Regions from separate parts of the Homo sapiens genome. Here region 2 is linked to region 1. A link is an interaction called in ENCODE POLR2A ChIA-PET data of the cell type or tissue named here. Cell type or tissue: A673. All regions are shown on one strand. Links, peaks and the distances in the headings refer to the core of each region. The heading gives the core; the rest is flanking DNA.

What was found. ChIA-PET counts read pairs that join two places held together with the same protein. Peaks named below come from ENCODE experiments on the same cell type or tissue, not always from the same donor. Only the 100,000 strongest peaks of a DNase experiment are listed, where the experiment ranks them.
Region 2: POLR2A ChIA-PET joins it to region 1 with 11 read pairs; 2 of 35 experiments call an interaction of 5 or more read pairs at or near these places.

Annotation. Positions count from the first base shown.
Region 1 is chr2:196,081,657-196,096,391 of GRCh38, forward strand. No RefSeq gene overlaps it. Among named protein-coding and RNA genes, the nearest start is that of DNAH7, 20 kb to the left of the region's middle. RefSeq lists an enhancer at 5,614-5,693. In A673, for the core only: no CTCF peak of the experiment used is centred there; no DNase peak of the experiment used is centred there.
Region 2 is chr2:196,390,751-196,408,071 of GRCh38, forward strand. The region is part of intron 2 of HECW2 (HECT, C2 and WW domain containing E3 ubiquitin protein ligase 2); the gene reads right to left. Among named protein-coding and RNA genes, the nearest start is that of HECW2-AS1, 140 kb to the left of the region's middle. RefSeq lists an enhancer at 9,455-9,749 and a silencer at 14,234-14,424. In A673, for the core only: no CTCF peak of the experiment used is centred there; DNase peaks (open chromatin) are centred at 9,561 and 9,891; H3K27ac peaks cover 3,466 bases.

The DNA.
Region 1 (14,735 bases), core at 1,004-9,003:
AGTTCAAGCCATCCTCGCACATCAGCCTCCTGAGTAGTTGGGATTACAGATGTGCACCACCACACCAGGCTATGGCTACAAGTTTAAAATAAAAAATACATGCAGAAAAGAATATGGAAATAGACTCCTTCCCTTCTGCTTTTAATCATTCATGAGTTTCTTAGCTGCTAAAATATATGTTGAATAGACTTTTTTTTTTCTAATTCTACATCATTTTCTCCTTCCTTTCAAATCCCAAATCCTCAAATGAGTGGTCATTACCCACTTAGAATCTATTTCCCCACCATTTGATCTCTTTGGAAACCCTCTATAATCCAGCTTCTATTTCCACAGTCCGTTGAAATACACTTAATATTATTAATGTCCTTGACCCCCTTCTAATTTTTCTTAACTACTATTCAGAAGCTGATGTTGTCACCTCCTTCTTAAAATTACTCCTTTCTGGTCATTACTGTCTAGCCTCATTCCCCTAGTTCTCTCACACTTCCTTTTCTGGCTCTTCTTCCATTGCTGTTCCTCCTTTTCCAGATATCCCTTAAAGGCCTGGGGGAACTCTCTCCCTTCAGTTCTCAGCCAAGTGCTCATCTACTCTCAAAGTTTCATTTCTCACCTTGATGCTTATGGCTCCTGAGTTTGTGTTCCCTGCTGTGTTCTCTCTCACTTGGATGCCTTTCTTTTGTGTCCAATTACCTCCATGACTTTTCCCTCTAATTACTGTCCAAAACTACAGGTCTAAGACTGCTCTTTCCTCCCCACTTTTTTAATTTCACCTTCAGCCTCACCAGTATTCTAAGTTCAATATCTTGGGTTCATCTTGGTTTTTCTCTCTGTTCTTCAAATTCTACTCCAGTCATGATATGGTTTGGCTCTGTGTCCCCACCCAAATCTCATCTTGAATTGTACTCCCATAATTTTCACGTATTCTGGGAGGGAGCTGGTGGGAGATGATTTGAGTCATGGGAGCAGTTTCCCCATACTGTTCTCATGGTAGTGAATAAGTCTCACAAGATCTGATGGGTTTATCAGGGATTTCTACTTTTGCATCTTCCTCATTTTCCTCCTGCCGCCACCATGTAAGAAGTGTCTTTAGCCTCCCACCATGATTCTGAGGCCTCCCCAGCCATGTGGAACAGTAAGTCTAATTAAACCCCTTTTTCTTCCCAGTCCCGGGTATGTCTTTAATCCACAGTGTGAAAACAGACTAATACAGTAAACTGGTACCTAGAGTGAGTTGTTGCCAAAAAGATACCCGAAATGTGGAAGCAACTTTGGAGCTGGGTAACAGGCAGAGGCTGGAACAGTTTGGAGGGCTCAGAAAGACAGGAAAATTGGTAAAGTTTGGAACCTCCTAGAGATTTGTTGAATGACTATTACAAAAATGCTGATAGTGATATGAACAATAAGGTCCAGGCTGAGTTGGTCTCAGATGGAGTTGAAGAAGTTTTGGGAACTGGAGCAAAGGTGATCCTTGTTATGTTTTAGCAAAGAGACTCGTGGCATTTTGCCCTGCCCTACAGATTTGTGGAATTTTGAACTTGAAAGAGATGATTTAGGGTATTGGGCAAAGAAATTTCTAAACAGCAAAGCATTCAAAAGGTGACTTGGGTGCTGTTAAAAACATTCCATTTTAAAATGGAAACGGAGCATAAAAGTTCAGAAAATTTGCAGCCTGATGATACAGTAGAAAAGAAAAATGCATTTTTTGAAAAGAAATTCAAGCAGACTGCAGAAATTTGTGTAAGTAACAAGGAGTCAAATGTTAATCCCCAAGACAAGGGAGAAATTGTCTCCAGGACATGTCATAAGTCTCCATGGCAGCCCCTCCCACCACAGACCCAGAAGTCTAAGAGGAAAAAATGGTTTTGGGCTGGGCCCAGGGTCCCCATGCTGTCTGCAGCCTAGAAACTTGGTTCCCTGTGTTCCAGCTGCTCCAGCTGTTGCTAAAAGGGGCCAAGGTACAGCTCGGCCTATGGTTTCAGACAGTGCAAGCCCCAAACCTTGGCAGCTTCCACATGGTGTTGAGCCTGCGGGTGTACAGAAGTCAAAAATTGAGGCTTGGGAACCTCCACCCAGATTTCAGATGACTGGAAACGTCTGGATGCCCAGATAGAAGTTTGCTGCAGGGGTGGAGCCCTCAGGGGAACCTCTGCTAGGGCAGCATGGAAGGGAAATGTGGGATCAGAGCCCCCCCACACACAGAGTTCCTACTGGGGCACCACCTAGTGGAGCTATGAGAAGAGGGCCACCATCCTCCAGACCCCAGAATGGTAGGTCCACCAACAACGTGCACTGTATGCCTGGAAAAGCTGCAGACACTCAACATCAGCCCGTGAAAGCAGCCAGGAGTGGGGCTTTACCCTGCAAAGCCACAGAGGTGGACTGCTCAAGACTATGAGAACCCACCTCTTGCATCAGTGTGACCTGGATGTGAGACCTGGAGTTAAAGGAGATCATTTTGGAGCTTTAAAATTTTACTGCCCTGCTGGATTTTGGACCTGCATGGGCCCTGTAACCCCTTTGTTTTGTTCAATTTCTCCCATTTAGAATGCCTGTATTTACCCAATACCTGTACCCCCATTTATCTAGGAAGTATCTTGCTTTTGATTTTACAGGCTCATAGGCAGAAGGGACGTGCCTTGTCTCAGATGAGACTTTGGACTGTGGACTTTTGGGTTAATGCCAAAATGAGTTAAGACTTTGGGGGACTGTTGGGAAGGCATGATTGGTTTTGAAATGTGAGAACATGAGATTTGAGGGGGCAGTGACAGAATGATATGGTTTGGCTCTGTGTCCCCACCCAAATCTCATCTTGAATTCCACTCCCATAATTCCCATGTATTGTGGGAGGGACCTGGTGGGAGATAATTTGAATCATGGCGGTGGTTTCTCCCATAATGTTCCTGTGGTAGTAAATAAGTCTCACGAGATCTGATGGTTTTATCAGGGGTTTCTGCTTTTGCATCTTCCTCATTTTTCTCTTTCTGCTGCCATTTAAGAAGTCCTTTTCACCTCCTGCCATGATTCTGAAGCCTCCCGAACCATGCGGAACTGCAAGTCCTATTAAACTCTTTTACTTCACAGTCCTGAATATGTCTTTATCAGCAACATGAAAAAACAGACTAATACAAGTCATTAGTTCCTGATACTACTTTTTCATAGAAATGTCTTACAGATCATCCTTTCTTTCTAGTCCTATGTCACTTTTTAAATGTAGGCTCTGGACGCCTAGATAATTGTATGGGTCTTTGTCTCTTTTTTTTTTGTCCCCAGTCTATCCAATATACAGATTTAAATGCAGAAAACGTTAATATAATACAGAATGACTCCATCTCGGGTTTGCTGTGATCAAACCCCGTCTCGGAAGACTATCCATCAAGTCCTTCCTTGTCACCAACCAAGCTTTATCTCCCACAAACCTCTTCTATATGCACTCTCTGTATTACTTATCATAGAATCACTCCTCAGATTTTGATCCTCCACATTTTGACTGAATTTATTTTATTTATTTTATTTTTTTTTCGAGACAGAGTCTCACTCTGTTACACAGGCTGGAATGCAGTAGCATGATCTTGGCTCACTGCAACCTCCACTTCCCGGGTTCAAGTGATTCTCCTGCCTCAGCATCCCTAGTAGCTGGGACTAGAGGCACCTGCCATGACACCAAGCTAATTTTTGTATTTTTAGTAGAGATGGGTTTCACCATGTTGGCCAGGCTGGTCTTGAACTCCTGACCTTAAGGGATCTGCCCACCTCGGCCTCCCAAAGTGCTGGGATTATAGGCATGAACCACCACACCCAGGCGGCTGAGTTTACTTTTACTTTTCCTCTGTATTTTTCTTTGTCTAATTTTATCACAACCCAACTTAAAGGCACTCCGTCTATTAAGCTTTTACTCAAACATCCAACAAAGATCTATTCTTTTTTAACAAGAATTCACACAGTATAACCCTCTAATGTAATGTATTAACCATTACAGTTTGCATGGATGCTACTCTCCTTTTCCTTTTATTGTTTTCTTTTTCCATTTTTACTTATTCTTTAAGTTCTAGTTCAAAGATCATCTTCTGTACAAGGTCTTCTCTCATCATCCCAGGCACTAGAGACCCCCAAATGTGCCTGGCATAGTTTTAGACATGTAATTGAAAAGATGTAAAAATCTTCCAATTGTTCTATTTTTTTTTTTAAGAATGACCTCAATGAAACTAATTGCCTTCTCAGACCCAAAGGGTACATACATAAATTAATAGGGAAAGATAATATTTTTCTAGGTTAAGCCATTGGTATTATTATTAGAAGCAATAAATAGAAATGAACTCCCAGAGCTATTCTGTTTTCAGTGGAATTAAGCAATAGCTTATCTCTATAGCCTGAGATACTATCACTATCATCTATGTAATAATCATTAATTTTGTGTTTATAACCATTTTTCTAATTACAAAAATAATGAATTGATACTGTAACAATGGATATAGTTCAATATACATTTGTCAAAACCATAGAATGTACAACACAAAGTGTAAACCTTAATGTAAGCTACAGACTTTAGTTAATAATGTATCAATATTTGCTCATTACTGTAACAACTATATGACACTAATACTAGTATTATTGATAATGGAATCTGGGGTGGGGGAAGTGAAGGGGAATATGGGAACTCTCTGTACTTTCCACTTAATTTTTCTGTAAACCTAAAACTGTTCAAAAGATAAAATATATTAAAAATAATAACATGTTTATAAAATTTGGGTGATCATGATATGCCAGTATAGGTTGATCAGTTGTAACAAACATGCAACTCTGTGGGCAGTGTTGATAATTGGGAGCCATGCCTGCGGGTGGGAGGAGGTGGTGGTGCATATGGAAGTCTGTGTACCCATCTGCTCAATTTTGCTGTAAAGCTAAAACTCCTCTTAAAATAATAAAGTCTAACAAACATTTTTAAGCAATGTACAAACCTAAAAAAATGTTTATTGTAGAAAATGCATAATGGTATACAAAAAAGCAAAAAGAAGAAAGTAAAAATTACCTTTAAGCCTACTTTCTCTATTACTGGATGATACCACATCCATTACTAATGTGTGACTTGTTATTTCTATATAATAATATCGTAACTATTTTCTCTGTCATTAAATGCTATCTTCCAACGAAATATTTAATAATCATATGCTTTAAACTTCTTTATCTTGATGTAAATAAAATTTCTAAGCTTTCCTTTGACTTGAACTTCTGCAGCCTGAATAAACTCATTTTGTTTTCGTTTTCCTTTTCCCCCAAGACAGGCTTCTCACTCTGCCGCTCAGGCTGCAGTGCAGTGGTGTGATCATAGCTCATTGCAACCTCGACTTCCTGGGCTCAAGTGATTCTCCGACCTCCACCTCCTGAGTAGCTGGGATCACAGGCATGTGCCACCATGCCCAGCTAATATTTTTATTTTTTGTAGAGATGAGGTCTCCCTGTATTGCCCGGGCTGGTCTCTAACTCCTGACCTTAAGCAATTCTCCTGCCTTAGTCTCCCAAAATGCTGAGATTACAGGTGTGAGCCACCATGGCAGGCCTAAACTCATTTCTTTTACTACTTTTGAAACCAACATCATTTTTTTCTTGGTACTTACTTCTGAGATCTTAATATTGCTTTCTCAGGATGCTTTAGAACAAGTAATGTACAATATCTTCTGACTTTCTATATCATAGTTTCTTCACACAGTTCTTCACATAGTTCTTCACACAGAATTCTTTTTCTTGTACTAGGGTTTCTCTTCTGAACACATTAGATTATTAGCCACGAATAGTTTTTTTGTTGTTGTTGTTTTGTTTGTTTGTTTGTTTTTGAGACGGAGTCTCACTTTGTTGCCCAGGCTGGAGTGCAATGGCACGATCTCGGCTCACTGCAACCTCCACTTCCTGGGTTCAAGCAATTCTCCTGCCTCAGCCTCCCGAGTAGCTGGGACTACAGTCGCATGCCACCACACCTGGCTAATTTTTGTATTTTTAGTAGAGACAAGGTTTCACCATATTGGTCAGGTGGTCTCGAACTCCTGACCTCAGGTGATCCCCCTGCCTCGGCCTCCCAAAGTGTTGGGATTGCAGGTGTGAGCCACTGCACCCAGCCAGGTGGTAAGTTCTTTTTTTTTTCTCCACAAACGGTTTTAAAATTTAAAGCAGCATGCATTCTGTTATATAGCACATTGATGATTAATAAGAACATATATCAAAGTATTCCCACAACTCTAAGATATTTTTCCACCTGATGCATAATTTCCATAACATATGATATGTTCCTGGCTTTACTACTTGGATTTATTTAAGCCAGATTCCTGGGGTTGGAGGCTGGCTAGAAATAGCACTATACAGATTCTGTCTGTAAGAACATCATACAGCATACCTGAAGAGATACACATGGATTGAAGTGGTCCAAGTGATGGGCCAAAAGTATCCATTAGTTCTGGCTTGTATTGTTACTGAGAAGTGTCAATCTAAAAGGAAAAAACTGAGGACAAATTAATAAAGAGTTTATTTAAGCCAAGTTTGAGCACTGCAACCCAGGAGCCTAGGGATTCAAGTTGCTCAAATATATGCTCTGGTTAGCAGCAGTTACAGCAATTACAAGTGGTTATATATATATATATATTTTTTAGAGACAAGGTCTGGCTCTGTGCCCAGACTGAAGTACAGTGGTGCAATCATAGCTCACTGCAGCCTTGACCTCATGGGCTCAAGTGATCCCTGTGCCTCAGCCTCCTGAGTAGTTAGGACAACAGGCACAAACATGCCACCATGCCCAGTCGGGAAAAAAATACCTTTAAACAGTCATGCCTGCACATGGATGCAGGAAGGGATTGAGGTGTGTGGCTGAAGTCCCATACTCCTGTCTCTCTGGGCCTGACGAATTGTGCACACCTCACAGAGCTCAGACTGCTCTGAGCTGTATTTCTTTTCTCAGAAGTCAGCAATTATTCTTGATATTGTTTACCTCTACGTAATGTGCCTTTTTTCTGGTTGCTTTTAATATTTTCTCTTTATCATCGACTTTTAGCAGTTTGATTATAAGATGATGCAGTTTTGTGTTCATCTTGCTTCATATTCATCAATTTTATTACATTATATTTTTCATTCAATTTGGAAAATATTGGACCAATATTTCTTTAAATGTTTCTCTGCTCCAATCTGTTCCTTCTCCTTCCTCCTGATTATCTATCTATCATATATATATATATATATATATATATATATATATAGAGAGAGAGAGAGAGAGAGAGAGAGAGAGAGAGAGAGACTTCATATGTTTCATGGGTCGCTGAGGCTTCATTCACTTTTTTTTCAATCTTTCCCTTCTCTGCTTCAGTTTTCCATAGTTCTTGTGGCCTGTCTTCAAGTTTTTGCTTCAGTAATGGTAAACCTATCTTGTGATATTTTCATTTTATATGCCATATTTTTCAGTATTATAATTTCTATTTGCTTCTTTTTTTAAAGATTTCATTTCTCTGTTGAAATACTCTGTTTTCTCAATATGTTCATGTTTTTCTTTAAATATTTGAATATCTTGAGGTTCCAAGATGGCCGAATAGGAACAGCTCCAGTCTGCAGCTCCCAGCATGAGCGACACAGAAGACAAGTGATTTCTGCATTTCCAACTGAGGTACTGGGTTCATCTCACTGGGGCTTGTCAGACAGTGGGTGCAGCCCACGGAGCAGGGCGGGACATCGCCTCACCTGAGAAGCACAAGGGGTTAGGGAATTCCCTTTCCTAGCAAAGGGAAGCCGTGACAGATGGTACCTGGAAAATTGGGACACTCTCACCCGAATACTGCACTTTTCCAATGGCCTTAGCACACCAGGAGATTATATCCCGTGCATGGCTTGGAGGGTCCCACACCCACAGAGCCTCACTCATTGCTAGCACAGCAGTCTGAGATAAAACTGCAAGGCAGCAGCAAGGCTGGGGGAGGGGTGTCCACCATTGCTGAGGCTTGAGTAGGTAAACAAAAGCTGCCAGGAAGCTCGAACTGGGTGGAGCCCACCACAGCTCAAGGAGACCTGCCTGCCTCTGTGGACTCCACCTCTGGGGGCAGGGCATAGCTGAACAAAAGGCAGCAGAAACTTCTGCAGACTTAAACGTCCCTGTCTGATACCTTTGAAGAGAGTAGTGGTTCTCCCAGCATGGAGTCTGAGATCTGAGAACGGACAGACTGCCTCCTCAAGTGGGTCCCTGACCCCCAAGTAGCCTAACTGGGAGACACCTCCCAGTAGGGGCCGACTGATACCTCATACAGCCGGGTGCCCCTCTGTGATGAAGCTTCCAGAGGAAGGATCAGGCAGCAACATCTGCCGTTCTGCAGTATTTGCTGTTGTGCAGCCTCCGCTGGTGATACCCAGGCAAATAGGGTCTGGAGTGGACCTCCAGCAAACTCCAACAGACCTGCAGCTGAGGGTCCTGACTGTTAGAAGGAAAACTAACAAACAGAAAGGACATCCACACCAAAACCCCATCTGTACATCACCATCATCAAAGACCAAAGGTAGATAAAACCACAAAGATGGGGAGAAACTAGAGCAGAAAAGCTGAAAATTCTAAAAATCAGAGCACCTCTTCTCCTCCAAAGGAACACAGCTCCTCACCAGCAATGGAACAAAGCTGGATGGAGAATGACTTTGATGAGTTGAGAGAAGACAGCTTCAGACAATCGATAATAACAAACTTCTCTGAGCTAAAGGAGGATGTTCGAACCCATCGCAAAGAAGCTAAAAACCTTGGAAAAAAGATTAGATGAATAGCTAACTAGAATAACCAGTGTAGAGAACTCCTTAAATGACCTGATGGAGCTGAAAACCATGGCACGAGAACTACGTGATGCATGCACAAGCCTCAGTAGCTGATTTGATCAAGTGGAAGAAAGGGTATCAGTGATTCAAGATCAAATGAATGAAATGAAGCAAGAAGAGAAGTTTAGACAAAAAAGAGTAAAAAGAAATGAACAAAGCCTCCAAGAATTATGGGACTATGTGAAAAAACCAAATCTACGTCAGATTGGTGTACCTGAAAGTGACAGGGAGAATGGAACCAAGTTGGAAAACACTCTTCAGGATATTATCCAGGAGAACTTCCCCAACCTAGTGAGGCAGGCAACATTCAAATTCAGGAAATACAGAGAACACCACAAAGATACTCCTCAAAAAGAGCAACTCCAAGACACATAATTGTCAGATACACCAAAGTTGAAATGAAGGAAACAATGTTAAGGGCAGCCAGAGAGAAAGGTTGGGTTACCCACAAAGGGAAGCCCATCAGACTAACAGTGGATCCCTCGGCAGAAACTCTACAAGCCAGAAGAGCGTAGGGGCCAATATTCAACATTCTTAAAGAAAGAATTTTAAACCCAGAATTTCATATCCAGCCAAACTAAGCTTCATAAGTGAAGGAAAAATAAAATCCTTTACAGAAAAACAAATGCTGAGAGATTTTATCATCACCAGGCCTGCCCTAAAAGAGCTCCTGAAGGAAGCACTAAACATGGAAAGGAACAACCGGTACCAGCCACTGCAAAAACATGCCAAATTGTAAAGACCATTGATGCTAGGAAGAAACTGCATCAACTAACAAGGAAAATAACCAGCTAACATCATAATGACAGGATCAAATTCACACATAACAATATTAACCTTAAATGTAAATGGGCTAAATGCTCCAATTAAAAGACATAGACTGGCAAATTGGATAAAGAGTCAAGACCCATCAGTGTGCTGTATTCAGGAAACCCATCTCATGTGCAGAGACACACATAGGCTCAAAATAAAGGGATGGAGGAAGATTTACCAAGCAAATGGAAAACAAAACAAAACAAAAAAGCAGGGATTGCAATCCTAGTCTCTGATAAAACAGACTTTAAACCAACAAAGATCAGAAGAGACAAAGAAGGCCATTACATAATGGTAAAGGGATCAATTCAACAAGAAGAGCTAACTATCCTAAATATATATGCACCCAATACAGGAGCACCAAGATTCATAAAGCAAGTCCTTAGAGACCTACAACGAGACTTAGACTCCCACACAATACTAATGGGAGACTTTAACACCCCACTGTCAACATTAGACAGATCAACGAGACAGAAAGTTAACAAGGATATCCAGGAATTGAACTCAGCTCTGCACCAAGCGGACCTAATAGACATCTACAGAACTCTCCACCCCAGATCAACAGAATATACATTCTTTTCAGCATCACACCACACCTATTCCAAAATTGACCACATAGTTGGAAGTAAAGCACTCCTCAGCAAATGTAAAAGAACAGAAATTATAACAAACTATCTCTCAGACCACAGTGCAATCAAACTAGAACTCAGGATTAAGAAACTCACTCAAAACCACTCAACTACATGGAAACTCAACAACCTGCTCCTGAATGACTACTGGGTACATAACGAAATGAAGGCAGAAATAAAGATGTTCTTTGAAACAAACAAGAACAAAGACACAACATACCAGAATCTCTGGGACACATTCAAAGCAGTGTGTAGAGGGAAATTTATAGCACTAAATGCCCACAAGAGAAAGCAGGAAAGATCGAAAATTGACATCCTAACATCACAATTAAAAGAACTAGAGAAGCAAGAGCAAACACATTCAAAAGCTAGCAGAAGGCAAGAAATAACTAAGATCAGAGCAGAACTGAAGGAAATAGAGACACAAAAACCCTTCGAAAATCAATGAATCCAGGAGCTAGTTTTTTGAAAATATCAACAAAATTGATAGACCACTAGCAAGACTAATAAAGAAAAGAGAGAAGAATCAAATAGATGCAATAAAAAATGATAAAGGGGATATCACCACCGATCCCACAGAAATACAAACTACCATCAGAGAATACTATAAACACCTCTATGCAAATAAACTAGAAAATCTAGAAGAAATGGATAAATTCCTCGACACATACACCCTCCCAAGACTAAACCAGGAAGAAGTTGAATCTCTGAATAGGCCAATAACAGGCTCTGAAATTGAGACAATAATAGCTTACCAACCAATAAAAGTCCAGGACCAGACAGATTCACAGCTGAATTCTACCAGTGGTACAAAGACGAGCTGGTACCATTCCTTCTGAAACTATTTCAATCAATAGAAAAAGAGGGAATCCTCCCTAACTCATTTTATGAGGCCAGCATCATCCTGATACCAAAGCCTGGCAGAGACACAACAAAAAAAGAGAATTTTAGACCAATATCCCTGATGAACATCGATGCAAAAATCCTCAATAAAATACTGGCAAACCGAATCCAGCAGCACATCAAAAAGCTTATCCACCATGATCAAGTGGGCTTCATCCCTGGGATGCAAGTCTGGTTTAACATATGCAAATCAAAAAATGTAATCCATCATATAAACAGAATCAAAGACGAAAACCACATGATTATCTCGATAGATGCAGAAAAGGCCTACAACAAAATTCAACAGCACTTCATGCTAAAAACTCTCAATAAACTAGGTATTGATGGGACGTATCTCAAAATAATAAGACCTATTTATGACAAACCCACAGCCAATATCATACTGAATGGGCAAAAACTGGAAGCATTCCCTTTGAAAACTGGCACAGGACAGGGATGCCCTCTCTCACCACTCCTATTCAACATAGTGTTGGAAGTTCTGGCCAGGGCAATCAGGCAAGAGAAAGAAATAAAGGGTATTCAATTAGGAAAAGAGAAAGTCAAATTGTCCCTGTTTGCAGATGACATGATTGTATATCTAGAAAATCCCATCGTCTCGGCCCAAAATCTCCTTAAGCTGATAAGCAACTTCAGCAAAATCTCAGGATACAAAATCAATGTGCAAAAATCACAAGCATTCCTCTACACCAATAACAGACAAACAGAGAGCCAAATCATGGGTGAACTTCCATTCACAATTGCTTCAAAGAGAATAAAATACCTAGGAATCCAACTTACAAGGGATGTGAAGGACCTCTTTAAGGAGAACTACAAATCACTGCTCAACAAAATAAAAGAGGACACAAACAAATGCAAGAACATTCCATGCTCATGGATAGGAAGAAACAATATTGTGAAAATGGCCATACTGCCCAAGGTAATTTATAGATTCAATACCATCCCCATCAAGCTACTAATGACTTTCTTCACAGAATTGGAAAAAACTATTAAAGTTCATATGGAGCCAAAAAAGAGCCCACATTGCCAAGACAATCCTAAGCCAAAAGAACAAAGCTGGAGGCATCACACTACCTGACTTCAAACTATACTACAAGGCTACAGTAACCAAAACAGCATGGTACTGGTACCAAAACAGAGATATAGACCAATGGAACAGAGTAGAGGCCCTAGAAATAATACCACATCTCTACAACCATCTGATATTTGACAAACCTGACAGAAAACAAGAAATAGGGAAAGGATTCCCTATTTCATAAATGGTGCTGGGAAAACTGGCTAGCCATATGTAGAAAGCTGAAACTGGATCCCTTCCTTACATCTTATACAAAAATTAATTCAAGATGGATTAAAGACTTAAATGTTAGACGTAAAACCATAAAAACCCTAGAAGAAAACCTAGGCAATACCATTCAGGACAAAGGCATGGGCAAGGACTTCATAACTAAAACACCAAAAGCAATGGCAACAAAACCCAAACAAATGGGATCTAATTAAACTAAAGAGCTTCTGCACAGCAAAAGAAACTACCATCAGAGTGAACAGGCAACCTACAGAATGGGAGAAAATTTTTACAATCTACCTATCCGACAAAGGGCTAATATCCAGAATCTACAAAGAACTTAAACAAATTTACAAGAAAAAATCAACCCCATCAAAAAGTGGGCAAAGGGTATGAACAGACACTTTTCAAAAGAAGACATTTATGCAGCCAACAGACACATTAAAAAATGCTCATCATCACTGGCCATCAGAGAAATGCAAATCAAAACCACAATGAGATACCATCTCACACCAGTTAGAATGGTAATCATTAAAAAGTCAGGAAACAACAGGTGCTGGAGAGGATGTGGAGAAATAGGAACGCTTTTAACTGTTGGTGGGACTGTAAACTAGTTCAACCATTGTGGAAGACAGTGTGGCGATTCCTCAAGGATCTAGAACTAGAACTACCAATTGACCCAGCCATCCCATTGCTGGGCATATACCCAAAGGATTATAAATCATGCTACCATAAGGACACATGCACATTTATGTTTATTAAGACACTATTCACAATAGCAAAGATGTGGAACCAACCCAAATGTCCAACAATGATAGACTGGATTAAGAAAATGTGGCACATATACACCATGGAATACTATGCAGCCATAAAAAAGGATGAGTTCATGTCCTTTGTAGGGACATGGATGAAGCTGGAAACCATCATTCTCAGCAAACTATTGCAAGGACAGAAAACCAAACACTGCATGCTCTCACTCATAGGTGGGGATTGAAAAATGAGAACACGTGGACAAAGGAAGGGGAACATCACACACCGGGGCCTGTTGTGGGGTGGGGGAAGGGAGTAGGGATAGCATTCGGAGATATACCTAATGTAAATAACGAGTTAATGGGTGCAGCACACCAACATGGCACATATATACATATGTAACAAACCTGCATGTTGTACACATGTACCCTAGAACTTAAAGCATAATATAAAAGAAAAAGAATATTCAGCACCCCAAAGGTACAATCCACAAATTCTGGCATCCAATAAAAAATTATTAGCATGCAAATAAATAAATATTTGAATATCTTTATCATAGTGGTTCTAAAATCCTATCTACTAATTTCACCATCAGGGTTATTTCTTGTTCTATTTCTATAGGCAGGTTTATTTTCTCCTACTGAATATTTGGGATTGGCACACTTGGCAGTTAGCATAACCTCACATTGGGCTATCATAGTGTAGATGGCCAGGTGGAAGCGTCTAGAACTTTCCACATCCCCAGCCAAGAAGGATTATCAAAACCAGTATTACATCCTGGGTTAGGGAGACAGTATGGGGGCAGATGGCAGAAATTAATATCATTCATAAGTATCTAAGGGGAGGCCGGGCACGGTGGCTCACGCCTGTAATCCCAGCACTTTGGAAGGTTGAGGTGGGCAAATCACTTGAGGTCAGGTGTTCGAGACCAGCCTCGCCAACATGTGAAAACCTGTCTCTACTAAAAAATACAAAAGTTAGCTGGGTGTGATGGTGCGTGCCTTTAGTCCCAGCTACTCGGGAGGCTGAGGCACAAGAATCACTTGAACCCAGGAGGCGGCAGTGAGCCAGGACGGCACCACTGCACTCCAGCCTGACTCTGTCTCTGTCTCTCTCTCTCTCTATCTCACACACACACACACACACACACACACACACACTCACACACACACACACACACACACACAAAGTATCTAAAGGGAAAATACTTTTGTCAGGGCTCGCATTAAGAATTCCATTGAATTATAAGCTATGGCTTCTGCCTTGGTACTTGGGCAAAAATGAAATGTGTGAAGATTCAAAAGAGGGGCATAAATATAATTGCAGTTGGCATTGAGACATAAGAAAATATAAATAACTTTGTGTCCACATGTTTAAAAACCTAATGATATGAACAAATTCTTAGAAAACATAACTTACCAAAACAGACTCAAGAATAAATAGAACATCTGAATGCTCTTATAATCATTTTTGCTATTGAATCGGTTGTTTTTAAAAGTTTAACTGAATCTGCCTCCTTATGTATTTTAAGTTCAGCGTAA
Region 2 (17,321 bases), core at 4,918-12,917, 310 kb after region 1:
AACATGTCACCATAAGAAATAAGATGCTTGGAGATAAGTAGATTAAGACATCACAACAGGCAGGAATGTTGTTTTTACTTGAATGGGCTACGTACTTAGACACAAGAGGACTTTCTGTTTTGAGCTTTGCATATTGTCTAGGAAATTCTACATTGTGCGAGCTCAATTTCCTTATTAATCTGCTGTCTTATACTCATTGGCATTGGCTGGTTATCTTCCATGTGCCTCCCTCCCTCCCCCATACACTCTGCTCTCTGCCCTGGGAAACCGACCTATAGGTACTGCATCACTGAGCTCCACTGACCTCAAATTTGCAAGTGGATTTAGTCAACAGGGAGCACCAGCAAGAGACAGGAGGCAGGGAGGAGAGTAAGACTGGAATATTTAAACTCCCAGTTCTAAATATATAGTCTCTCTGCAGGTTATTTATCTTCTACCAGGTGACCCCTCAACCTAGCTCTCTCCGTAACCCAGGTTCTAGTAACTGTTCCCTCTTCTTACATCTTCAGGCCTAGGAGTAGTAACAGTACCCTGCCCCACTGTTACTGGCTGTGTTGTAATGTATCACCCCTATGATCTCTCTATGCTTTTATAAACAGTCCCTGTATTAAAGGTCACACAAATGATCTAAGTTGAGATGGCCATCTGCATCTGGCAGGGACCCTGACTGACATAACAATCAATCAAGAACTTCCTTGCACTGTTTTTTGTACTGAATTGATACTGCTCTCATTATACTGTTTAACTCTCATGAATGTATGTTTTAGATGATAGGATCTCACATTTGGAACCCAAAGGCTTATCACATGTAACCCCATAGTTTTTCTACTTTTCAAAGTTTAGTTCTATATTTTTTCTCTCATGCTGTGCTTAACTCTTTGGAATTAGATTAAGGAGGTATGGGTTTTAGTCCCAGATACTGTATTAGTTTCTTAGAGTTTCTGTGACAAAGTACCACAAACTGAGTGACTTAAAACAACAGAAAGTTACTCTCTCATACTTCCAGAATCTAGAAGTCTAAAATCAAGGTGTTAGCAAGCCATCCTCCCTCCAAAGGCTCTAGGGAAGAATCCTGTCTTGCCCTTTCCTAGCTTCTGATGGTTGTTGGCAATCTTTCATACTCCTTGGTTTGTAGCTGAATCTGTCCAGTCTCTGCCTCTGTCTTCACATGGTCTTCTCTGTGTCTTTCTCTTATCCTGTCCTCTTCTTTTAAGGACAACATTCATTGGATTCATTGGCCCACTGTAATCCAGTATGACCTTATCTTCACTAATTATACCTGCAAAGACCCTACTTCCAAGCAAGGTCATATTCGGAGATTCAGGAAGACATGACTTATGGGGACACTATTCAAAGCACTACACATATGCTATGTAAATCTATGCAAACTTTTTTCCTTTTTAGATTCAATCCCTTTATCTGTAAAATAAATTATATTAAGATTGGTAATGAATAGAATAAAATTGAGTAATATTTTGCTTCATCTCTTGCCCATGCCCAACATCGCTAATTGATTATACAACTCCTTCCAGAATGAAGCCTCAGTCTTCCTAACATAGCACTCTATGCAGCTTCCACTATTCAACTCGGATAGGAATGTAAGATAAAACCTACTTTCGGTGCCAGGGCTGTGTAACCTATCAGGCTCCTTCTAGTTCTTTGCTTTTAAGTTTTATATTCCTTAATTAAAATGCTACATAGAGAAGTTTAAGGAAGTGTGGTACATTAAAAAATTTTTGTTAATTAATTTAAAGATTTGTTTGTGTTTTGTCAGCAATGCAACACAAGGTGTTCCATATTCTAACATCAAAATAATTATAAATGTTATAAGTAGGAGTAGGTAACAGAAAAGCATGAATCATTCTCCTTAACAAAATATAAAATACAAAAATGCCAAATGCCACCACCATGTTTCAGAAATATTTCTGGAAAACATTAAAGAAATGCAAAAGCAATACAAATCAACACTGAAACAACAGTAATAAATGGAGAAAAGGAAGACAAGAAACCACCACTATTTACATACAAAAGATTTTCGTATTGGAAAAAACTACTTTAAAGTTCATATGGAACCAAAAAAGAGCCCACATTGCCAAGACAATCCTAAGCCAAAAGAACAAAGCTGGAGGCATCACGCTACCTGACTTCAAACTACACTACAAGGCTACAGTAACCCAAACAGCATGGTACTGGTACCAAAACAGAGATACAGACCAATGGAACAGAACAGAGCCCTCAGAAATAATACCACACATCTACAACCATCTGATCTTTGACAAACCTGACAAAAACAAGAAATGGGGAAAGGATTCCCTATTTAATAAATGGTGCTAGGCTAGCCATATGTAGAAAGCTGAAACTGGATCCCTTCCTTACACCTTATACAAAAATTAATTCAAGATGGATTAAAGACTTAAACATTAGACCTAAAGCCATAAAATCCCTAGAAGAAAACCTAAGCAATACCATTCAGGACATAGGCATAGACAAGGACTTCATGACTGACTAAAACATCAAAAGCAATGGCAAAAAAAGCCAAAATTGACAAATGGGATCTAATTAAACTAAAGAGCTTCTGCACAGCAAAAGAAACTACCATCAGAGTGAACAGGCAACCTACAGAATGGGAGAAAATTTTTACAATCCACCCATATGACAAAGGGCTAATATTGAGAATCTACAAAGAACTTAAACAAATTTACAAGAAAAAAAATCAAACAACCCCATCAACAAGTGGGCAAAGGATATGAATAGACAATTCTCAAAAGAAGACATTTATGAAGCCAACAGACACACGAAAAAATGCTCATCATCACTGGCCATCAGAGAAATGCAAATCAAAACCACAATGAGATACCATCTCAGACCAGTTAGAATGGAGATCATTAAAAAGTCAGGAAACAACAGGTGCTGGAGAGGATGTGGAGAAATAGGTACACTTTTACACTGTTGGTGGGATTGTAAACTAGCTTAACCATTGTGGAAGACAGTGTGGCGATTCCTCAAGTATCTAGAACTAAAATACCATTTGACCCAGCTATCCCATTACTGGGTATATACCCAAAGGATGATAAATCATGCTGCTATAAAGACACATGGACACATATGTTTATTGCGGCACTATTCACAATAGCAAAGACTTGGAACCAACCCAAATGTCCATCAATGATAGACTGGATTAAGAAAATGTGGCACCTATACACCATGGAATACTATGCAGCCATAAAAAAGGATGAGTTCATGTCCTTTGTAGGGACATGGATGAAGCTGGAAACCATCATTCTGAGCAAACTATCACAAGGACAAAAACACCACATGTTCTCACTCATAGGTGGGAACTGAACAATGAGAACACTTGGACACAGGGTGGGGAACATCCCACACTGGGGCCTGTCCGGGGGTGAGGGGGGAGAGGGGGGAGGGATAGCATTAGGAGATATACCTAATGTAAATGACGAGTTAATGGGTGCAGCACACCAACATGGCACATGTATGCATACGTAACAAATGTGCACGTTGTGCACATGTACCCTAGAACTTAAAGTATAATTAAAAATAAAAAAGAAAAGAAAATGATCCCAGAAAAATAGTACAGGTGGTAAATGTAAAGATAGACCAGAATTTATTTTCTATTTTTCTTATAACCTAAGGTATAAGATAGACCAATTAGATAGAGAGAAACTAAAATCTCATGTTTTAAAATAAAATATTCCTTCCATCTTTTTGCCTGAAATTGGAGCTGGTGTAATTTTAGTGAGTCAATAAACATCCCCCCTTTAGAGAGTTCAGACCACCTAAAGGCAGACACGAGAGCCAGAAAGATGAACGATCTCTCCAATCCTGTCTCAGAAAGGTCAATTAATGTATCCCAGATCAGTTAATTAGTAGTGAAGTAAGATTTGTATGATTCTAAAGTTCAATATATCACAATACCTCTCTGAGAAAGAAAAATGGCTTTGAAAATATTACTTCTAAAAATGTCTGCCATTCATTGGGAAAAGGACAATCTTTTGAACAAATAGTGCTGGGAAAACTCATTTTCCAGATGTGAAAGAATGAAGTTGGACCATGTCTTAGTCCCTTTGTGTTGCTATCAGAAAATATCATAAACTGGGTAGCTTATAAACAATAAACCTTTATTTCTCATTTCCCTCTGAAGGCTGGGAAGTCTAAGATCAAGACATCAGCAGATTCAGTGTCTGGTGAGGGCCTGCTTCCTCATAAATAATGCCTTTTATGTGTGCCCACTTGGTAGAAGGGGCCAGATAGCTCTTTGGGGTCTTTTTCATAAGGGCACTAATCCCATTCATGAGAGGTCTGCCCTCATGACCTCATCACCTCTCAAAGGCCCCAACTCCTACTATCATCACCTTGGGGGTATCAATACATGAATTTTGGGAAGAAACAAAGATTCAGACCATAGCGGACTTCTACATTATAGAGTACACAAAAATTAATTCAAAAATGGGTCAAGGACTTAAACATAGAGCTAAAACTTAAAACTCTTAGAGGAAAACATACGGTAAAAGCTTTATGACATTGGATTTGGCAATGATTTCTTGAATATGACACCAAAAACACAGTTAACAGGAGAAAAAAATAGATAAATTGGACTTCATCAAAATTTAAAACTCTTGTACATCAAAAAACACTATCGACAGAATGGAAAAGCAATATACAGAATAGGAGAAAATATTTGCAAATCATGTATGTGATAAGAGATTGATATCCAGAATATATAAAGAACTCCTACAACTCAACAACGACAACAAAAACCAAACAACTTGGTTTAGAAATGCGCAAAGAACTTAATAGACATTTCTCCAAAGACATACAAATGACCACTAAGCACATTAAAAAGATGTTTAACATCACTAATGATGCATATCATCATTAGGAAAATGCAAGCCAAAATCACAATGATACCACTGTGCACCCATTAGGATGACTATGTTTTTTTTTTTTAAAAAAAGAAAATCATAAATGTTAGTGAGGATGTGGAGAAACTGGAATCCTTGTGCATTGCTGGTAGAATGTGAAATGGTGCAGCTGCTATGAAAAATTATACGGTAATTCTTCAAATAATTAAACATAGAATTACCATACGATCCAGCTATTCTACTTCTGGGTATACACGTAAAGGGATTAAAATGGGACTCAAACAGGTATCTGTATGCCCACGTTCATAGGAGCACTATTCACAATAGCCAAAAGGCGGAAGCAAACTGAGTGTCCATTGAATAAACAACATGTAGTATATACACACAATGGAACATGATCCAATCTTAAAAATGATGGAAATTCTGACATATGCTACAACATGGATGAACTCTGAAGATATTACGCTAAGTGATATAAGCCAGTCATAAAGGACAAATATTGTATGATTCCACATACATGAGGTACCTAGAGTAATCAAATTCATAGAGACAGAAAGTAGAATGATGGTTGCCAGGGGCTGGGGAGAGGAGAGAATGAATGAGAAAAAGTTTGCATATCTAAATGGAATAAAAAGTATACAAACAAGCAATAGCACAAAAGTAATTGAGAACTTTACTATTCAAACTATAGAAATAGTTTTTAGATAAACACATATAATCAATTCCCAGGATCTCTTTACAAAATGATGAATGCAAATATATGCAGAACCAAAAAGATAGTAAATTATCACATAGAGAAAAGTTCACAAGTGCCATTTTTACAGATTCCCTGAACACCTGGTAAAGAAAAATAAACAGATAAAAACAGGCATTATTACACATTTCTGGTTGCAACATATAAGACCATTTCAATCTTCTAAAGAATAATGTATAAATGTTCAACGCAAGCTATCAATGTATCTCTATTGTTTCCCCTTTTGGAGAAATATGCCCCAGACTAATGTTTTTGGGTACCTAGAGCCTTGCCTAGAGGCATTTCCTTAGAGGCTCTGAAATGTTAACAGAGATCAAGAAGGAAACAAGAATTAGTAAAGTGGCCTGGGTGGGATGTGGCAATGTCCCCTCCAGTTCCAGCAAACTATTGTCTTGCAAAAATATTACAGACCTAGGTTTGCATATATTCCAATTAAAAAAAAAATGGCCGGGTGTGGTGTCTCACACCTGTAATCCCAGCACTCTGGGAGGCCGAGGCGGACGGATCACGAGGTCAGGAGATTGAGACCATCCTGGCTAACATGGTGAAGCCCCATCTCTACTAAAAATACAAAAAAAAATAGCCAGGCGTGGTGGCGGGCACCTGTAGTCCCACCTACTCGGGAAGCTGAGGCAGGAGAAGGAGTGAACCCGGGAGGCGGAGCTTGCAGTGAGCCGAGATGGCGCCACTGCACTCCAGCCTGGGGGACAGAGCGAGACTCCGTCTCAACAAAACAAAACAAAACAAAACAAAAAAAAAAAAAACAAAAATAAAAAACCGTCTTTGGGAATTCTTCTACATATGGAAGAATCAGAGCTGTTTAGACAGATTGGTGTGACAGAGGAAAGACACTGCTGTGTGTCCCTGCTTTCTGTCCCAACTAAGGTAACATAAGGTAGCACCTAATATGATGCAGGTACCAGAGAAATGTCTCTTCTTCTGAAAAGCTTTACATTCATATCTGGAAGGGCTTACTGACATTCACTTCCTAGGGCCCATGTGAACCTACCACATTTTATATCATCTCAATGATCTACACACAAACCTCTTCTGGCCATCCTCTAGGGATGTAGCTTTGTGAAATCTTAAATTCTTTTTGGGGTGAAGGCAGCGGAGGGCAAGGATAAAAGTGAGTTTGGTTTGTTTTTTCTTTTTATTATTTTTAAAAAATGTATTCTATTTATGCTTAACAGCTTCGCTGGCTCTCTATACAACCTCCAGATAATAGTGACAGAATCCCCTTTAGTCCCCCACCAAATACCAGACAGCATCATTAGTTGAAAATGGCCAAGGCATGTTTTCCCGTTTAAATTAAGAAAGTAAATTGCAACAATCTGTTTTCCCTTGGAAGTTGTTAAATTCTTTAGGTTGGGATTTCCACCAACTGTTTAGATATCATTTCCTTCCATATATGCCAAGACATTGTTTCCCAAATGCTTCCAATGTAGTCTTTTAAGACTCAAAGCAGTCCCAATACCATTGCTTCATATACCCCATCCTCCTCACCTGCTCCCAAAGATATTCATGGAAGGGCTCAATAAAGCTGCACTGAGCCAAAGTATTTCCACAAAGTTCTAACAGCCCTGCAGAAAGCATACCCTTCCGAGATACCTCACCAGGAAGTGGAGTCTTTTATAATAAGAGGTAGGTGGTTTCAGGCAAGCAAAGGAGAAGGAAGGACACAATAGAAGGGGAAAAAAGTGAGTGTAGGGGAAAGGTGGCTGGATGGGTTTGTGGGTGGGTGGGGGAGTTAGGGGAAAATGGCCTGGGAAGTCAAAATGCATGCATGTGAGTAGGGAGGATACATTGGCCTGAAAATAATCTTAGCTAAATGGGAAAGACTCATAATTTGATCAGAAAGGTTAATGGTTAAGGGTTTTGAAGACAGAACAATATGGCCAAGTCAGTGGGAAAAAATACTGTTTGATTATGCATGCAGAGAAACACAGACATATAGTAAAATGTGACAGTTTTAAATAAACACATTTAACAAAAATGTTATACCATTACTACAGGTCTTTTCAAAAACAAGAGATATTGCCATAGGTTCAAATAAATTAGTGTTTCAGGAGCTGGTGGAAAACATAAGCAGTAAGATTTAGTAATAGCTATGAGAATGGAAAAGAAGAAATATCCCAAGATGCCTTGTTTTCCAACCAATCAAATCCCACCCATTCTCCAAACTCATCAAGTTATCTATGCACCTCGAAGAAACCACCTCTGGCTTTCGGTCCAAGGTGGCATCTTTCTCTATTAAACATGTTATTTATGATCCACACCACCATTTCTCACCTAATCATATGCCACTGCATGTAGCTATGAATCTTCTGATACCTTGTATCCCCATATCTGGTTTCCCCAGTGAGAGCAAAAGACTCACGTTATTCTGCAGATACAGAAGCTCAATAACTCTGAGGAGAAATAAAATTTTTAAAAATACTGAGCTAAGCATGGTGGTGCACGCCTGTAGTCCCAGCTACTTGCATTTGGGAGGGTGATGTGGGAGGATGGCTTGAGCCCAGGAGTTAGAGGCTGCAGTGAGCTGTGATTTCACCACTGCACTCCAGCCTGGGCAAGAGAGGGAGACCCTGTCTCTTTAAAAACAAAAAATAGAGACAAAAGTATGGCTTCTAAACCAACATATATTTACAATCCAATGTTATTATATGATTTTATTTCAATTCATGATGACATATTGGCCCCCAAAATCTATTCTTAATCTCCAGAGCTTCTCTTGGGTATGGTTCTCAGGTTGAGCATGTACACTCCGGAAGCACTACTAATGGGCTTCCCCAGACTCAGCCCCATTAGAAGTGTGGAGCATACTTTTGGAGGCTAATTTTTTCCCCAAGGATTTGAAGAAGGGGAAACATCAAGTTACATTAAGTTATTCAATTGGTAATTCTAACATCATTTCTGCATGAAAACATATGTATATTACAAAGAGGTTAAAGTAAAACAAGACTTCAAGTCATTTCCCCCTGGCAGCAGACTACTCTGGGCTAAACTGCCAGAGGCCAGAGGGCTTATGATCTTCTGCAGCAGGAATACCCTTGTGGAACACTCTGGGAAGCACTATTTTAAGGATTCCCCAAAACTGAGAAGGAAGTGCTAATGAAGAGAACAACGATTGCTGATCCAGCTCTTCCCCCAAGTTAAGTGTGGTGTTATGCATGTTACAAACATTTGCTCACTTCTTTCTCTAGTCCTACAGGAGTTATGATACCCATCTGACATAACCTGCCCAAGCTGAAGCCACTGTAGTAGGTAACAAAAACAAAAGTGGGATTCAAAACACAGGCCTATTTGAACACCAATGCTATTGTTCTTTCTAACCACACAGTCTCCTAAGTAGGACTGACAGATAGAACCGTAGGCCTAACTAGTTTTCAAAAGAATACTTCAAATTATAAGCAAGTATTAACGTATCTTTGAACAAACAGTTAAATAGCCTTTCACAGCTGTGTCTACTGACATTTCCTAGGTGAGGGAATAGTGCACCAGATACTGCCAAGCCCAGTATTAGTATAAGAAAGGGTCCTCAGGAATTAAGTAGACTCCTGGAGAAGGTCCTAAGGAGCACTCAACAATCTTATATTTAACTGAATTACTACAGTAATTAATAACTGGGTGCCTGCTAAAATAATAAAATATGCTGGAATCTGAAAGCATGGAGAAATTTGTCTTATAAAGAAATTAACTGGCTCCCTTTCTCAGGCCAGTTTCACAAGAGCTTCTTCATAGGTCTAAGAATCAAATCTCAAATTTTCAATAATTTTTCTAATCACACAGTGAATAAAAAAGCATGTGGTGCCTTTGCAGCCTTCACTATGGGATTCTTGAGGCCTTTCCAAAAGAGATAGCCTAATTATAACTGCCAACATTGCAAAGAAATTGCATCACTCCTGTTACATACATCAGTGAGGAAATGGGACAGACAGAGGAAGGATTTTCGTGTTGGCGGGGAAGGAGAGTAGAGTATATGACTAATGCCTGCATAACTCTGGAAAAGATATAGAATTTTTGCTCTTGAGTGAAAAGATAAGCTTAGGTATTGTATTAAAATCAAGCCCTTTGACTGAAACAGGATAGCCTAGAAATAGTTCAGAAGCACGGGATACTTGAAACTTAAAATGTGCTTTCAAAGAGGTTATTTTTATAAACCAAATATGCACAGGAAATTTTGTTGTTCTACTCCTATTCCATAGCCTAAAGATCTGTATTGTCCCAGCACAAAGACCTTCTTGGACTGAATCCCAGTCACAGCTGGTTTACTTGAAAATCATGAAAACCTTACTAAACATCATCTTGTTCCAGAAAGCATATTCTTATAAAGATGCTTTCACTCACCTACATTTCTCCATTTCCAAGACCAAATAGTGACTCTTTTGCCCTCTCCTCTCTCTGAGCCACTAACCCCCATTCCCACAAAATGCAAAAAAAAAAAAAGAGCTAAAATAATTTCCATGTCTTGTATTCAACTTGTGTCTACTTAAAATATAAATTTTAAATTTATACAAAACCAAAAAGAGTTATAAAACTTCATCTGTGATATATGCCCTAATCATTCAGCAGACTTGTAATTCCTATCATTTGAGAAACTTCTAATTTATTTCGTTTCATGATTAATAACAGACTTCCGGAAACTGAAACAACATTTCTGTAGGGATATTTATCAGTATGTCTCAAATTAAATGCGCACATTCTTTGCCTCAGCAGTTTCATGCCTAGAAATTGTTTTTTGAAATACTGACACAAATGCTCAAAAATGTAAGTGTAGGGATGTTTACTGCAGCACTATTTGTAATATCAAATATTAAGACCAACCCAAAGGACCATTAATAGGGTAATGGTTAAAGAAATTATAGTACAAGCATATTAAGGAGTACTATCAAGAAGTTATAAACAATGAATATTGAGATGGATTGATGTCTAAGGCATATTGCAAAGTAGAAGCAACTATTTACAGAAGAATGCATATAACATAATACATTTTTGTTTAAAAGTACACTTGTGCATATGTGTTTCTCTGTGTGTATTATTATATATAATCCACCATTAACACTTCTTTCCTTTGGTGAAGAAAGGGAAACAATTAGTATTATTTGAAATTTTATGAAAAATACAATACTCTTCTGGAATTTTTAAATAGAATTTTTCTTTAAAAACGCTACCTCAAAAAATATGGATCAGTTGTTCTTTTTGTCAAATATTTCAAAATATTAGGTTCAGGTGACATATACCTTTCACAGATGTTTTATATACACAGGAGTGAATACACAGTCAGGGTATATATTCATCCTGTATATCACACAGATGTGAATATTCAGGATGTTTTAAAATGAACATTTAAAGAGCTTTCATTTATAATCTTAGAGAAAAAATTTTTACTAATGAGAATATTTTCTTCACCAATATGATTTCCAATGGAAAACAAAATCCCTCAGATAAGTTAAGACATGGAATCAAGGACCTACTATGTTCTCAAATGGAGAGGGTACCAAAAATAACTAGGCGTCATAAGAAGGGAAACTTGCCAGGCGCGGTGGCTCACGCCTGTAATCCCAGCACTTTGGGAGGCTGAGGCGGGCGGATCACAAGGTCAGGAGATCGAGACCATCCTGGCTAACATGGTGAAACCGTGTCTCTACTAAAAATACAAAAAAATTAGCCGGACGTGGTGGCGGGCGCCTGTAGTCCCAGCTACTCGGGAGGCTGAGGCAGGAGAATGGCATGAATCTGGGAGGCGGAGCTTGCAGTGAGCCGAGATGGCACCACTGCACTCCTGCCTGGGCAACAGAGTGAGACTCTGTCTCAAAAAAAAAAAAAAAAAAAAAAAAAAGAGGGAAACTTGCCATAATAAGTTACTAAAGGAAAAAAGAAATGACAAGCTTTAGCTCAGAAATTTGATAATTGTGCAGCTATATACTGGCCCTTTAACAGACCTTGAGTTTCATTTCTGGGGGGATGGCTTGCAAGAGATTTACTTTTTATTCTTAGTCAAAGAAACTTTGAAATAGTTGTCTAACATGGGAATAAGAGTGAGAGACTCTGAGCCATTAATAGTGTGCATGGTGCACCTCCACATCATGGGTTACTTTGGCTACTTTTCCTTCACTGATTCAGTCCCCCTGACAGATATTATGTTCCATAATGTTTCTCTGTTATTTATTTAACAGCTTTTTGTCAGTGTGAGTGATACAGCATATTCAATGATATATTTTTCATGGTATCTAATACACATTGTCACAGTATACCTTTAACAATAGTCCTGAAACTCAAAAAACAAACTGTAAGAGAACGAACAAAATTTCTATAGCTAACAATTTAATTTGGGAGGTCAAATACATACTTGGAAATGTGAATATTGTAAATCAAATAAAGTAATCAATTAACAAACAGATTCCTTGCCTTGGGAATTTTTTTTTTTTTTTTTTTTTGAGACAGAGTCTCGCTCTGTCACCCAGGCTGGAGTGCAGTGGCACGATCTCAGCTCACTGCAACCTCCGCCTTCTGGGCTCAAGCAATTCTTGTGCCTCAGCCTCCCGAGTAGCTGGGATTACAGGCGCGCACTACCATGCTTGGCTAATTTTTGTATTTTTCGTAGAGACGGAGTTTCACTATGTTGGCCAGGCTCATATTGAACTCCTGACCTCAGGTGATCCGCCCACCTTGGCCTCCCAAGTGCTGGGATTATAGGCATGAGCCACCACACCTGTCCACCTTGGGATTCTTATTCTTCTGTCATTCTTTCCACTGATGACCAATTTTAACTGTGCTGGGTAGGACACAGACATAGGCATAGAAAGAGCAAATAAGTACTAAATAGCCACAGGCTACTAAAATGTCACTCAACTAAATGCTGTATTTTGATACTGCATTTGACAGCTGACGTAATGTACAAGAAAGTATTTAACAGATACATGTTCAGGAACATGATCACAGTAATAAAGCAACAGATGCTTAAGTGTTTCTGCTTTCCACATAGGGTATCCATAGAGACTATTAAAAAGACTTCCAGGGAAAGGTAGGATCTGTCATTAAAAATGCATCTCCTCATATGAGAGATACAGTAAACACAAACCTTCAAGATGCCCATAATTTTTAATGTACTTTTAAAAAGACATTTATACTATGCAGCTCATTTCTGCAAAATGTGACTTGATTACAAAGTACTCAGTGGCTTACATTATTTATTTAAGAAGACTGAGTCACTTTCCTAAAGTTTTACAGCTAACCTAGTCTGTGAAAAAATTCTAAAGCTTAAAAGCTCTCAAGGAAATGAACCAAAACATTCTGGAAAATTCATTCTCTGCAGGGAAGATAATCGTGGCTATAAGACCAGTCAGCCTAAGGAAGTACACAGGGAAGAAGAATGACCTCATGTAACAGATCCTCAGATCTTTTGAAGGAAATAATAATAACAAAAAAGAACATGTCTGTCTTCCTGCTTAAGATATGTAGCAGAAAGCCAGACACTTCTTCAAGTATTCCTTCAGGTTGTATTTCAGGCCTGTTACATATTTCAGCATCACACTGCCAACCTTCTCTATAGAACCCAGAATTTCTTGTGAAATTATGTCACTGTGAGTGTTTTAGGCCTCACATTCATCTGAGAAAAACACTCTAGTAATATATAATGGAACCATGCAATGGCTATGGTTGGCTAACCATGTTATACTACATTTTTACTAAATGCAATTGAGTGCCAGAAAAAAGTCTTCTGTTTGAATCCATACAATAAAGAGCTTAGCAACTTGTAGTATCCACATAGGATACTCTTGATTTTTGTAATAATTGAGGAGAAACATGGCACTTGAGTTGGAGACTGGGCGTAAGTCCCATTACATGAACTTTAATAGTTAAAAAGCATAATTCTCCCTATGATTTGCCCCATGAATATATACTTACTTGCCTAAGCATTAGTCATGCCTCTCTCTGTCATGTCTGCTAGGATTCTGTAATAAAGAGATTCTTCAAAGTCTCTTCCTAGACCTTCTAGGAGAAGAAAATGATGTTTTTATTTCCCAAAACCCAGTAAGCTTGTCCTGACCAGCCAGGAAGGTTCAGAGGGTCTTCTACTGCCTCCCCTAGTCAAAGATCTGTAACTTCAGAATTAGTGTCACTTTTTAATTGTGGTGAAAGCCTCAAAATACATTAAACCCCAAAGAGATTTTCACTACTGAGATTTTTATCATCTTGGAAAATGTTTCCTGTCTTTTGGCACATTTCTGCATTCAAACATTTCCTGATCTTCCAGGTCACCAGTTCCAGTGCTCCCACTACAGAAACCCTTCCATCTCAAGCTCTCCAATCCACTTTTTCTCCATTAATCACCCCCAGTTATCAATTTCCTCCTTATCCTGCCAGATTCCCTGATCCATTCTTATAATCATCCTGTTGGTAATATTTCTTTTTTTTTCTTTTTTCTTCTCTTTTTTTTTTTTTTTTTTTTTTTGAGACATAGTCTCGCTCTGTCACCCAGCCTGGAGTGCAGTGGTGCAATCTCGGCTCGCTGCAAGCTCTGCCTCCCAGGTTCACGCCATTCTCCTGCCTCAGCCTCCCAAGTAGCTGGGACTACAGGTGTCCGCCACCACTCCCGGCAAATTTTTTTTTTTTTGTATTTTTAGTAGAGATGGGGTTTCACCATGTTAGCCAGGATGGTCTCAATCTCCTGACCTCGTGATCCGCCCGCCTCGGCCTCCCAAAGTGCTGGGATTACAGGTGTGAGCCATCGCGCCCGGCCCCTCCTGTTGGTAATATTTCTAACTCCATCTTCCGTCTCCCCTTCCACTGTACTCCCCTGGAAAAACCCAACAGTGATTAAACTAGCTACTACTTAAACCACACCTGCAGTCCAGCTGGTAGAAGAATAAAACAAAACCAAACACAAGCATGCTCATGAGTCTTACTTTAGACTCAGGACCACAAATCTTGCAGGGGACTCAATACTGCCAGGCAACTTTGCCACAGTGCTCTACATACGTGTTTCCTCACTTCTCCAGGTGACGATATCACATGTCTACCTCTCTCCTCTAGCTCCCCACCACTTTCAAATGCATAAAGAACAGAAGCAAACAGATTCACCTTTTCAATGCCACATCTACCACTCATCTGCCATACTTCTCTGTGTTCCCTTTTGCTCTTCTGGATGAAATGTCTCTGCTCCTGTTGAAGTCCAACCCCCCATCTTATGCTCTAAATCCCATCTGCTCACACCTTCCCAAGGATTTATCTCCAATAATTATCCCTCCTTGTGCACATCAATGTCATGTGGACAATGTCTACTAGATCATATTCATTAATGTGCAAACATACCAGATATCTTTACTTTGTTCTGAATTCTCCAGTAGGCATTCCCCATTGCTTTGTCCCCCTTCACAGCAAACTTCTTAAGGGAATTCTCTACAGCTGAAATACCCACTTCCTCACCTCACATCTCTTTCTCAACTCATTTCATTTCAACTTCTACCCCCACCAATCCTGTCAAGACACCAGCCGACAGCTTCCCTTGACACATTGCCAAGCCCAGTGGTCGCTTCTCTGTTCTTACACTGCTTGACCTCCCTCCTACTTGATTATCCCCTACTTTCTTCTAGTAGCTTCCAGGACACCTCATTCTCATGGTTTTCCTCACTGACTATTCTTTTTCAGCCTTCTGTGCCTCCTCTCTGGGCTCAGCCTCCAAGCTAGAACCCCTTCCTTTCTCTGTGTACACTGTCCTTCAGGGTAACCTCCTCCAGCTCCATCTATGTGCCAGTGATTCCTACACTAGAGATTTGCAGACCCAGCTTCTTCCTTCTTGACATATTCACCAAGATGACTGATAGGCAAGTCAAATTTCACAGGGTCAAAACAATTCCTGACTCTCCTTTTCCTCCTCATTCCCCATAATTACTTTTCCTTCAGTAAATTGTCCTACTCTGGCCAACAATCAAGGAACCACACCTGATACTTCTGTTTCCCACACCAATCTAAGCCATGAGGAGTTTCTCTTTATACCATCTTCAGTGATACCCTACACATATTCTACTTTTATCAACTTTTCTATTATTAGCCCAGTATAAGCCCATATTCCCTCTCATCTGCACTGCTACAAGACTGACCTATAATCCATTCTCCTCCAAAAGCCAGAGTCATCTTCTAAAAGTCAAACCTTATTAATCTCCTGCTTAAAATCCTGGTCTCCACTGTACTTGGAATAAAACCCAAACTCCTTATGTTGGTTGACAAAGTTCTCTGTGATCTGACCCCAACCTTCTTCTCTGAACCCACTGTGTCCCATTTCCACCTGGCCCGCCATGCTCCAGCCACTCTGGCCCTCTCTCTGTTCCTGACACCTGCCAAGCTCGTTCCTGCTTAGGGCCTTAGGAACCATTCTCTGCCTAGAATGCTCCTACCTCTGATGTTGGCAATGCTTGTTCCTTCTTGTCACTCAGCCTAAACATCACCTTGCAGAAAGGTCTTTCCTGACTCCCAATCTAAAGTCTGCCCAATCATTCCTGTTGCATTACACTGTTTTTATTATCTGCATTGTACTTACTTGAAATACTATCTGACATTTTTCTTGTGTATTTATTTTCCATCTTTTCTCTTTAGAATGTAAGCTCCACAAGTTGGGAGACGCTCTGTTGTATTTATTGCCATATCCCAGGATCTAGAAGTATGTCTAGCGCCAAGTGGATGCTCAATAAATATTTGATAATAAGTGCTTTCTCAGTAGAGCTTAGTCAAAGAATACGAGCTTTCTGGTATAAAAAAGTTACCTATTTGCAAAATAAAAATAATATACTTAGGTTTATGTGGCAGATAATACTTTCAAAACTTTTTTTTTTTTTTTTAAGACAGGGTCTCTCCTGGCTCACTGCAACCTCTACCTCCTGGACTCAGGTGATCCTCCCACCTCAGCCTCCCAAGTAGCTGGGACTAGAAGTGCATGTTACTACACTCAGCTAATTTTCTTTATTCCATGGTATAAATACTTCCACCATGGAAGGGTGAAAGACAGGGTTTCACCATGTTGCCTAGGCTGGTCTCAAACTCCTGAACTTACACGATCTGCCCACCTCAGCCTCCCAACGGGCTGGGATTACAGGCATGAGCCAGCACACCTGGCTCAAAACACTTTCACAAACATTTGTTTAATTTTCCCAATTACCTTTTAGAAGGTCTTCATGATCCTTCCTTTCCCCAACACAGAGAGGAAGGTGCTAAATGATCTATACCAGGTCACACTGTCAGGCAGTGGCAGTGCTGGGACTAAAACCTAAATGGCTAGACTCCTTGCTCAGTGCTCTTCCCACTAAGTCTAAATTAACAAATGAAAACAATGTATTGAACTGTGTGTGTGCTGCACTTAGAAGACTATACTGAAGTTACTTGTTCATGTCTCTTTTCCCACAGGCTATGTGTTCCTATAAAATAAAGTTGATGTTTTATTCATCTGTGTATTCCTAGTGCTTAGCACAGTGCGTGGTACCTTGTAGGTGTTAAAATGCTTGTTGAATTTAACTGAATACTCATATCAGAGCCAAGTCTTCTTCTCCATGCAAAACAGATTGGTTATTCTATCTCAATACTAAAGACTTCACTCTGAATATATAAAACCCTTAATGATTCTTCTGAAAAGCCCTAAGTTTCACACCATCCAGCACCTTCTGAGTCTTTCACTGACAATGTATGTGCCA